2 separate regions of the Mus musculus genome follow, and region 1 is linked to region 2. A link is a contact called in ENCODE Hi-C or POLR2A ChIA-PET data. All regions are on one chromosome and are shown on one strand. The core of a region is the stretch at or near the end of the contact, and the rest is flanking DNA. Distances in the headings are between cores, read along the strand shown.

Region 1 (4,653 bases), core at 33-2,532, 160 kb after region 2:
TCTCTGTGTAGCCCTGGCTGTCCTGGAACTCACTTTGTAGACCAGGCTGGGCTCGAACTCAGAAATCCGCCTACCTCTACCTCCCGAGTGCTGGGATTAAAGGCGTGCGCCACCACGCCCGGCTCTGAGCTTTTATCTATAACCATAACTTTGTTTTTGAGACAGGGTTTCACTGTATAGCCCTGACCAAAAACTATTAACTTTTAAACCCAAACTCATGATTTGCTTTAAACTAAAACAAATCCGATATGCACCAGACCTGGAACACGGGCTGTGCAGTCCATAGCCTTTCCTATACCACAGGAGAAAACACTCACTTGTAGGTCCAGGCCCCACCGGCCACTGTTTTCATGCAGGAACCACAGTGCCAGATGCCGACGGCTCGTCTCTTCATCTTGGTCTGTAAGTAGTTAAGATCTTGTTATGAAATATATATAAAAAAAAAATCCCTGAGACTTCCAGAGAGTAAACTATGGAAAAGCCAGCTTATCCATTAGCAGTTAAATTCTAGTAACCCAAGCAGAGTATTATTTACAGGCTAAACAGACCTCTTTGGGGTTGGTACAGATGCGCTGACATCGCTATCAATTTCCCAAGATCGGACTTTTTCCTCTCCAAACCATTCACCCTTAAGTTCCTCACTAGTTGCAAGTAAACAACGAATGCTCCGCAAAAAGCGAGCCCAAACCGCCTTAGCTCGGGAGCAATGGCACCCTCCTCCCTAACCCGAGGCCGACTTGCCTTGCCACAGAAGGAGCAAGTGTACTTGGCGTGCTGGCTGATTTCAATTTTCTTCACCATTTTCCGGAGGGAGGCACCATAGCGGGTCCCGTACTTGCCGACGATGCCGACCTTCTTGGTGCGTTTAGCCTGTTGACAGAGGAAAGGAACGGAGCAGAGACATTGAGCCAGTCGGTGCACGCCAACGCGCCGCTGAGCACAAACTCGGCTGAATCCTGTTTTCCCTCAAGCTCAACCATCAAGGAAGGCGCCCACAGAGCGCCAAAAGGCTCCAGATTGTGCATTAACTACCGCGCTGGGCCAAGCCCCGCCGAGCCGCCTCCGGCCGCGTACGGGGCTCCAGACGCCGGGAGAAGCCCGACAGCAGACAGGACAGGGACAGCACAGACTACCCGAGGTGGGCTGAGAGCGGGACGCCGGAGACTAAGGCAGATGACGATGGATAGCGACTTCCAAAGCGGTTACGAAGACACTCACCATGTCGCCGGAACCCAAGCCCAAGTCCGAAGAGGAAGGGACGCAATGCGCATGCGCGGTTTTAGACCGGCGAGCGGAAGTGACGCGACCTCCTCTCTCGGAAGTGAACTCGGTGTTCTGGCGGTTTATTCGCTGTCTCCACTGAGAAATGCATAGATGCGCAGAAGTGGTTCACGAGCTGGAAGCACATCCTTCTTAGCTTACACATAACCAAAGTTCTGCAGAGCAGATGCGATTTCTTGCGTTCTGCTCGCGAAGAGACGGGTTTTAGGTGGCTTGCCTTTAAGTGTTTAAAGCGCGACGTTTGTGACTGAGGCGCATTGCCTTCCCACTATATTATACTTCGGAAAATCGCCAGGCCGGGTGCTAGATGCTGGCCATAGTAAACGCCTAGGATCCGCTCCCAGGCCGAGTTACAGTTCGGCTGGGAGACAGTCATATTCGTCACGATTAAGAGTTACGAAATGGGCTGGAGAGATGGCTCAGCGATTAAGAGCGCAGACTGCTCTTCTGAAGGTCCTGAGTTCAAATCCCAGCAACCACATGGTGGCTCACAACCATCCATAATGAGATCTGATGCCCTCTTCTGGAGTGTCTGAAGACAGCTGCAGTGTACTTACATATAATAAATAAATAAATCTAAAAAAAAAAAAAAAAAGAGTTACGAAATGTTGCTGATCAGAGTTCTGGGGATAATGTAAGGAATAGAGGCTACTTGAACCCAAGACCCTAAAGTGGTGGTTCTCTTTCTTTCTTTTTTTGGGGGGGAGGGGAGGGAGGTTTGGAGACAGGGTTTCTCTGTGTAGCCCTGGCTGTCCTGGAACTCACTCTGTAGACCAGGCTGGCCTCGAACTCAGAAATCCGCCTGCCTCTGCCTCCCAAGTGCTGGGATTAAAGGCGTGTGCCACCACGCCTGGCTCTGAAATTTTTAAACACTTCTCTCTCCTAAGATTTTCTTAAACTTTAAGATTTCCAGTGGGAAATGATGTTAGTGTTTGATTTTAAAGAAGTCTGTCTTGGGGCTAGAAAGAGGGCTCATTGACTCTGCTTTCCACCCACATGGTGGCTCAAAAGTGCGTGTAACTCTACTTTTAGGAGACTCCTTGTGACCTCACGTGGTCCACAGATATGTGTACAAGAAAAATATCTATACATAGAAAATAAATAAATATTCGGAAAGATTTGTCTTTTTTTTTTTTTTAAAAAAAGAACTGATTCTCTTTGTAATGTGAAAGTTTGTGAAACTCTTAATTCTTAAGTATTTTTGTACATTATTTATTTAATTTTTCCTCTATTTGTTTTGTTTTCCTCTTGGAACATGTAATTTGGGGCTAGCATTTATGAGTCTACCATAATTTGAGATTGTGTTTATTTATTTATGTGTTTATTTGTATTGGGATTGAACCTAGGGCTTCATACATACTACCCAAGTTACTATAATTGAACTGTATACCCAGCCTTTTCTTATTTTTTATTCTGATACAAGGTCTCATTAAGTTGTCCAACTTTGAACTCCCTTTACAATTCAGGTAGTCCTTTATCTTGCCATGCCAGCTTTTTGAGTAGCTAAATACAGGCCCAGGATGGTTACATTGCTCTTTTTAGTGACTTTTAGTCTTTTTGACTCTAATTCATTGTAAGAAAGACATCTTACACAGCGACCCACTTCATACAAATCTAGTAAAATCAAGAATCCCATAAAACAGTATATGCCATTATGTGTGTTATACTCCAGTTTCTAGCATATTGTAGCATATTCTCTCTTTGCTAGCTTATTAAAAACATGCCAGTTGCTATATACTTCATAAATGGTTCTCAGCCATGGAGATCTTGTTTACCCTCTCCTTCCCAGGACACAGCAATATCTGCAGACATTTGATAAGGGTGGCGTTATCCTCTAGTGAGGAAGAGGACAATGATTTATGCATAGACAACTACACACACACATACATACACACATGTACTCAGACATCACACCTGGTCTGTGCCAAGACTGAAAAACCCTACACTGTATTATTTTTGTTTTTTAACTTGTAAAAACAAACAAACAAAAAAAGGTTTCTACAGAGTATAGTTAAGGGGTTCAAGACAGCCTAAGGGAGTTACTGGATTTAACTTGCTTTTTTATTTTTTTTTAAAAACTTCTTGGATATTTTCAAGATTATAATATAATTAAATCATTTTCCCTTTCCTTTCTTCCCTCCATACCCTTCCCTATACTCCAATTTACTCTTGTTCAAACTAATAGCATTATAACAATTTATTGCTTATTGTATTCATTTATCTCTCTCTATATATATATTCCTAAGTGTAACCTACTGATCATATATTATCTTATTTGTATGCATGTCTTTAGAGCTAACCATTTGTGGTGTGCTCTTCTCTGGGGAAGACTATCTGTCTGTTTATTCAGATATCTTGGTTGCCTTCAGTTTTGTGTGTGTGTGTGTGGGGGGGTGTTGGGTGTTGTATCTATTGGTGTTGTATTTGTTTATTTTGGTAGTCCTGTTTGTGAGAGTTTATGGGTGAATCTTGTGGCATTGCTAGGAGAAAAAGTCTCATAGCATACTTCGTGACCCTCCTCCATAATGTCCCCTGAACCTTCCCTGAGTATGGAAGTGCTTTGTAGATGAATTCATTGGGACTGGACTCCACAACTCTTTATTTTGATTGGTGGTTATATTTTTCTATAATGGTCTTTTTCTCATGAAAAGTGAAGTTTCCTTGATGAGGGGTGAGTTCTACATTTATCTCTGGGTATACGGACAAATATTTAGTATATAATAAGAGATTATACTGGTTTAGTTAAATGGCAGTTGTCCATGACTTCATTAGTCCTGGATAGTTGCTTTGGTCTCTAGTACCAGGCATGGTCTCTGTCATTTTGAGAATATCTTAAGTTCAACTAGAGAGCCAAGGTACTGTACCCTTAGGGTTATTGTGCTGTGTTAGTTGTTGTGGTTCTAAGGTGTAATAGCTGGGTAGGACTATTGGTTGTTTACCTCTTTTACAAGCTTGCATGGCTCTTTCTGGTACCACGAAAGTTAGTCCTCAGTGAAGAGACCAGTTCTATCAGCTTGTCTTTGATGGGACCTCATGGAGGGTTTATAGTAGCAGGACAGGTGCAACTGGGAGAGATGACAGAATAACCAAGGACTCACAAGAACTTTAGAGCCTGTTGAGAGCAGTTCACCTAGCAACATAAGACCTCCTACTAGGCCCACCGCTTAGTATTGCCACATTAAGGACCAAACTTCCAACACATGAAGGTGAAGGGAGCAAGCCTTATCAATCATATCCCAGCTTCATTTAATGTTTTATTTTGAGACAGGATCTGAATAAGTTACCCAAGCTAGACTTGAATTCACTGTATGGAGTAGGTGTCTTCAATTATGATCCTTCTGCCCCAGTCTCCCAATTAGCTAGGACTGCACC
Region 2 (4,859 bases), core at 2,204-4,703:
ACCTGTCTTCAGGGTAAATCTTGAGGGGCTGCTAGAAGGACATTTAGTAACTCAGGCATGTGTGTTGCTAACACCAGAAAGAGTGGGCAGGCTTGACAGCATGAAAGTGAGCCCAAAGGGTGCAGGCACACAAGGATGCCCCTCTGCAAGGCTATGTCTCTCCCATGCACCTAACCCCATTGTTAAAGCTCTTCGTTCGTTCGTTCATTTGCCTCTCCTCTGCTTCTTCTTCCTCTTCCTGCATGAAAGGAGGTAGAGGCATGATTTCAGTGATGTATCTGTTCTGCCACCTAGCCTTCAGTGATGACACTACACCACAGCAGTCCTGAGCTGCTCCCTACCCTGCCTGGCTCTATCCTGCTCAACTTCTTTTACTGTAGAAGGACTTGAAGACTGGGTGCCTGTTTTTAAAAGTACCAGAGTGTAGGATCCAGATAAGACAGTGGCATTAGTCTTCCTGATGGGTCTTGGTCTCTCTGTATGCATGTATCTGGTGGGGAAAAAGTCAATGACCAGATCTTGAAAGTGGAACCAATGATGAATAAACCTCTCTTAGACAATAGTTAACTTGCTTTCCCCAACCCTGTTATCAGGAACCATCCTTGCCCTAGAAATCATTCCAAAATCTTGGAGAAACAGCTGGCTTATGGAGGTCTGGTAAGCTTCCTGAACGAAAGCCCTTTGAATGTTGTTCAGACAAACAGCACAAATCTTTCATTCTCTTGTAGTTCTTGAAGCTTGGTCCTGGTCATCACTTAATTCTTGTCAAAGCAAATAAAAGAGTGATCTCAGGGGAGACAGAGCATGGTAGATGACATTTAACTTCAAACATCACTAAGAAGATTGTGTCCAAAGGCTTATCAGAGCTCAGCTATCCACACACAGGTACGTTCCTGGCAGCAAAGCTAAGCCAGCCATTAAGGAGGTCTCTGAGAGTGCGACCAGATTTCAGTGTGTCCAGAATAAGTTAGTCATCTCAGTGAAACTCTGTTGATATTAAGTCCCCCCCCCTCCCATCTTCTGAAGAGTCCAGGGCTTTTCGAATAGAGGGCAGAGAGAATGGACTCATGGGAAGCCCTTATGCCCCAACACCCAGCACGCTTGTCACTGAACATCACATATAGACTGTTGAGCATAAAATTCACCTCTCCAGTCACTGATAAAAATCGCTACAGACGATCCCAGGGTTCAAAGGAGGTTTCGTGTGTGCTCTCAAGAGCCTACCCTGTGACCCTGAAGAGCAGTGCCCGTCTCTCGGTTCCTTCTGCTCTTTTGGAAGTGGAGCTCATCATGGTTGTTTAATATAGAAAGTCATTCACTGATCTCTCCCCATGACCCCACCATCACCCTTCGAGGACCAATTTCCCACTCTCTCACTTCTCTTCTCCCTGCCCACCTCTCTTCTCTATGAGCCCTCTCCTTCTCTTACTGGTCCTTACACACTGTACTTAGCCACAAGAAGTCAGCTAGAACAAAATTTACTTCTAGAGGCTATATTTTGAGAGTACTGGGCAACTCTTGAGAAACCGGACAGAAGAACCACCCTAGATTTCTCGTTTCAAATGCTACACCAGGGTGAGCTGAGCCCATCCCCACACCATGCCCCTTTCTAACACTCTTCCCTCCTGAAGTTAACTTAAATAAGAAAATAACACTTGATCTCTTCCCCTTCTAAAATAATGCAACCCAGTTTCTAATGTTAAGTTGCTCCCTGCTTTCCCAAGCCCTCCAACAGCAGAGACAGGCTCTTGGAACCAACCAACCCTCCTGCCTTTTTGGGGGGTGTGGGGGTACATTGGTGCACACAGCTCTTCTTCCCTCTGCTAGCCACCAACACAATAAAACTGCCCTGGCAATGGGTGTAAAAGGACACCTTTAAGATTTGGTCCTGTCTTAAAATGTGCCTATTGGCAGAGAACCGAGAATCTGGATCAGAATCTGGGAGTGTGAACAGCGCCCGGGGAGATGCTCCCAAATGGAGCCAGCAAGGGAAATATTTTCTCAATATTGCAGTCCTCCAGCAAGAATTCTTATCATAGATAAGGGTGCAGTCTAGTGGCAAAATTCATGAAATGCAGCCCCTTTTTCTAAAAGAACAGAGCAAGGGAAGAAGAGAGTTGGAGAAAGGGCAAAAGCCCTGCCCCCAAGAACTCCCCAGAGACCATCACTTGATCATGTCTTTTCTTACCTGTGGTGGGCAGTCTACAGACCACCTATCATGTCAAATTAATTTTTAAAACAAACAAAAAAAGCTAAAGCCATCATATTCCTTCTTTCAAAAATTAGGTTTTCTTTCATTTTCCTAAGGGAAGAATGGTCCCTAGTGCTGACTAGCGATCTGGGGCTTCCTGTGGCATGGTGAGGATTTCTCACGTGCAGGCTCCAGGATGCTACCTTGGTACATATTAACCCTTAAACAAGGTCTCCTGCAGCGAGGTACCTGCTCACTCCAGGATCTGCCTACCCCACAGAAATGCCTCATTGTCAACCCAAGAAGGTTATCACTTTATCCTACCTTCCTTCCATTTAAAAGGACATTTAAGGTGTCCATGAGGACACCAGATAAAACTGACAACCCACAGCATTTCCTCCAGGGTCTCAGTCACTACTCCCAACAAAGCTGGGGAGGGGGGTGGGGTGGAGGGCGTTATCCCTTCTTGAAAGTGCACATAGCACGCTCACACTCAGAGAGAGAGAGAGAGAGAGAGAGAGAGAGAGAGAGAGAGAGAGAGAGAGAGAGATTCCCTGGTCATCTATATAGGTGAAGGAAAATGACCACTGGCTTTAACTAAAATCAGTACCCCACCAGAACAATAATGACAAGCCCTTGCCATAATCCCTCTGCCCCTTTTAATGGGGGAGGGGTCTACACACGCGCCCGCACTCCTTTTCTCTTTAAATTTATCTCAATGCCCCTCACCAGCTACTGTACACTACTTGTCCTCCAAACACAAACACACAGACAGACAAACCTTCAGTGGTCTCTTAGACACTTTTTTTTCTAAAGTTGGAAAGGACTTCTTGGGCAGGGTATACACGGCTAATAAGAAAATGTGACTCCTAACAGCCAGTGTCCGGGCTAGTTGTCGGAAAACAGACTCGCTCCATTGTATTCACCCAGCTTCTGAAGAGTACTGCCATCCACTCCTCCCTCCACCTTCTCCCTACTCTCCTCTGTAGCTCGCCTGTCTTCGCCCCCCCCCCAAAGCCCTTTCCGTACATTCCGTGAGGAGGAGGGCTCTGTGTAGGGAGCGAAGGGGAGCCCCCGTGTCTAGAAGGCCTCTCTTCCCCACCCCCACCCCGTGTGAGTTTGCGCTGCAAAGCTCCTTGGCATCCTTGCATGGGTTGGGTGTTGGGGAGCTCAAATTGCAGCTACAACTGGCTGGCAGCCAGGGGCCGTCTATTTAAAAGCGCCTGCTCGACCAGAGCCCGCAGTCTCTTTGGAAACTTCTAAAAGAGCTAGGAAAGAGCTGCAAAGCTGTTTGGGCTTTTTTCCCCCTTTTTGTTCCTTTTTGTTACCCCCCCCCTCGGTCTGCACCCTTCTCCGGACTTCACGCAGAACCTGCGGGTTTCGAAGAGGTGGTGACAGAGCAGGTGTTGGGGTCCAGGTTTGGTGAGGTCTGGGTTTTTGCCCTTTTTCCCCCCTCGATTTCAACATTTTCCCGATCTTGTTGTCAGCCGCCGACGCCTCTTACCTGTTCTGCGGCAGCAGCGCAGCTGGCCGCTGAGACCGAGCGGAGTGGGGTTGCGTTTTAGATTTTAAGCAAAGGGGGGAAAATTAAGCCCAATCCATTTTTTTCTTCACCTCCTCCCTTTTCAAGGCCTCCAAGCTAATTATTTCTGTTGCTTTGGAGTGAGCAATTCTGTGGTTCTCTCCACCACCACCCCCAATTCTGACCCGATCCCGCCTGGGGGTTTCTACGGTCTCCGCTCGCTCTGCGTGCACCTGGCGCGCCTCTTTTTTTCACCCCCAACCTGTTGCAAGTCTTTAATCCTCGCAATTGGGACTTGCGTGCAGGCATCTGAATCCTCCTTGCCTCATATTTTGCAAGTGTTTGGGGGAGAGCACCTGCTCTACCTGCAAGAGATTTAAAAGGAAAAAAATCTCCAGGCTCCCTCTTTCTCCACACACTCTCGCTCTCCTGCCCCGCCCCGAGGTAAAGCCAGACTCCGAGAAAATGGTGATCAGCGTGGTCCTCCTGCTGCTGGCCGCCTATGCCGTACCGGCTCAAGGCCTGGGTTCTTTCGTGCACTGTGAACCCTGCGACGAGAAAGCTCTGTCCATGTGTCCCCCCAGCCCTCTGGGCTGTGAGCTGGTCAAAGAGCCCGGCTGTGGCTGCTGCATGACTTGCGCCCTGGCGGAGGGACAGTCGTGTGGCGTCTACACGGAGCGCTGCGCCCAGGGTTTGCGCTGCCTCCCCCGGCAGGATGAGGAGAAGCCGCTGCACGCCCTGCTGCACGGCCGCGGGGTTTGCCTCAACGAAAAGAGCTACGGCGAGCAAACCAAGATAGGTGAGCGCTACTGGGGTTTCAGTTGCACGGCACAGGAGCTGGGGAGGGAGGCACCTTGGATGGGTGGGGACCGGGGACCGATTGGGAACCCGCGCGCTTTGCGCGCGCAGCAAGTGGCTTAGACCCTAGTAGCTCCTGAGAGTAGATGGGGTGGGTCCTTGCACCTCACACTTGAATCCCTGGCAGAGCAAGCTATCCTAGGCGGCTGTCTAACCGTCTCTACCAGTTTACACTTCATCTCCACCCCAACCCGACCCTCCCCCACTCCTAACTCGTGGCAATTCTGACTCTGAGCTCCTTTTGAGTCTCAAAGTCCAAATCCCAAGAGAATCCTCTCTGAAAAAGAA

The links. Hi-C counts contacts between places; a loop is a spot of excess contacts on that map. ChIA-PET counts read pairs that join two places held with the same protein, here RNA polymerase II (POLR2A).
Region 1: POLR2A ChIA-PET joins it to region 2 with 42 read pairs in embryonic stem cell. The contact joins the promoter of Rpl37a here to the promoter of Igfbp5 in region 2. A Hi-C loop is called at or near these places in 3 of 37 maps with a recorded cell type or tissue (CH12F3, ES-E14 and T-helper 17 cell). POLR2A ChIA-PET finds 5 or more read pairs at or near these places in 2 of 5 experiments (both embryonic stem cell).

Annotation. Positions count from the first base shown.
Region 1 is chr1:72,707,889-72,712,541 of GRCm38, reverse strand. It overlaps Rpl37a (ribosomal protein L37a), which reads right to left and starts at 1,282. Exons shown (of 4, transcript NM_009084.4): 1 at 1,219-1,282; 2 at 742-870; 3 at 318-400. The coding sequence starts at 1,221.
Region 2 is chr1:72,873,459-72,878,317 of GRCm38, reverse strand. It overlaps Igfbp5 (insulin-like growth factor binding protein 5), which reads left to right and starts at 3,453. Exons shown (of 4, transcript NM_010518.2): 1 at 3,453-4,512. The coding sequence starts at 4,179.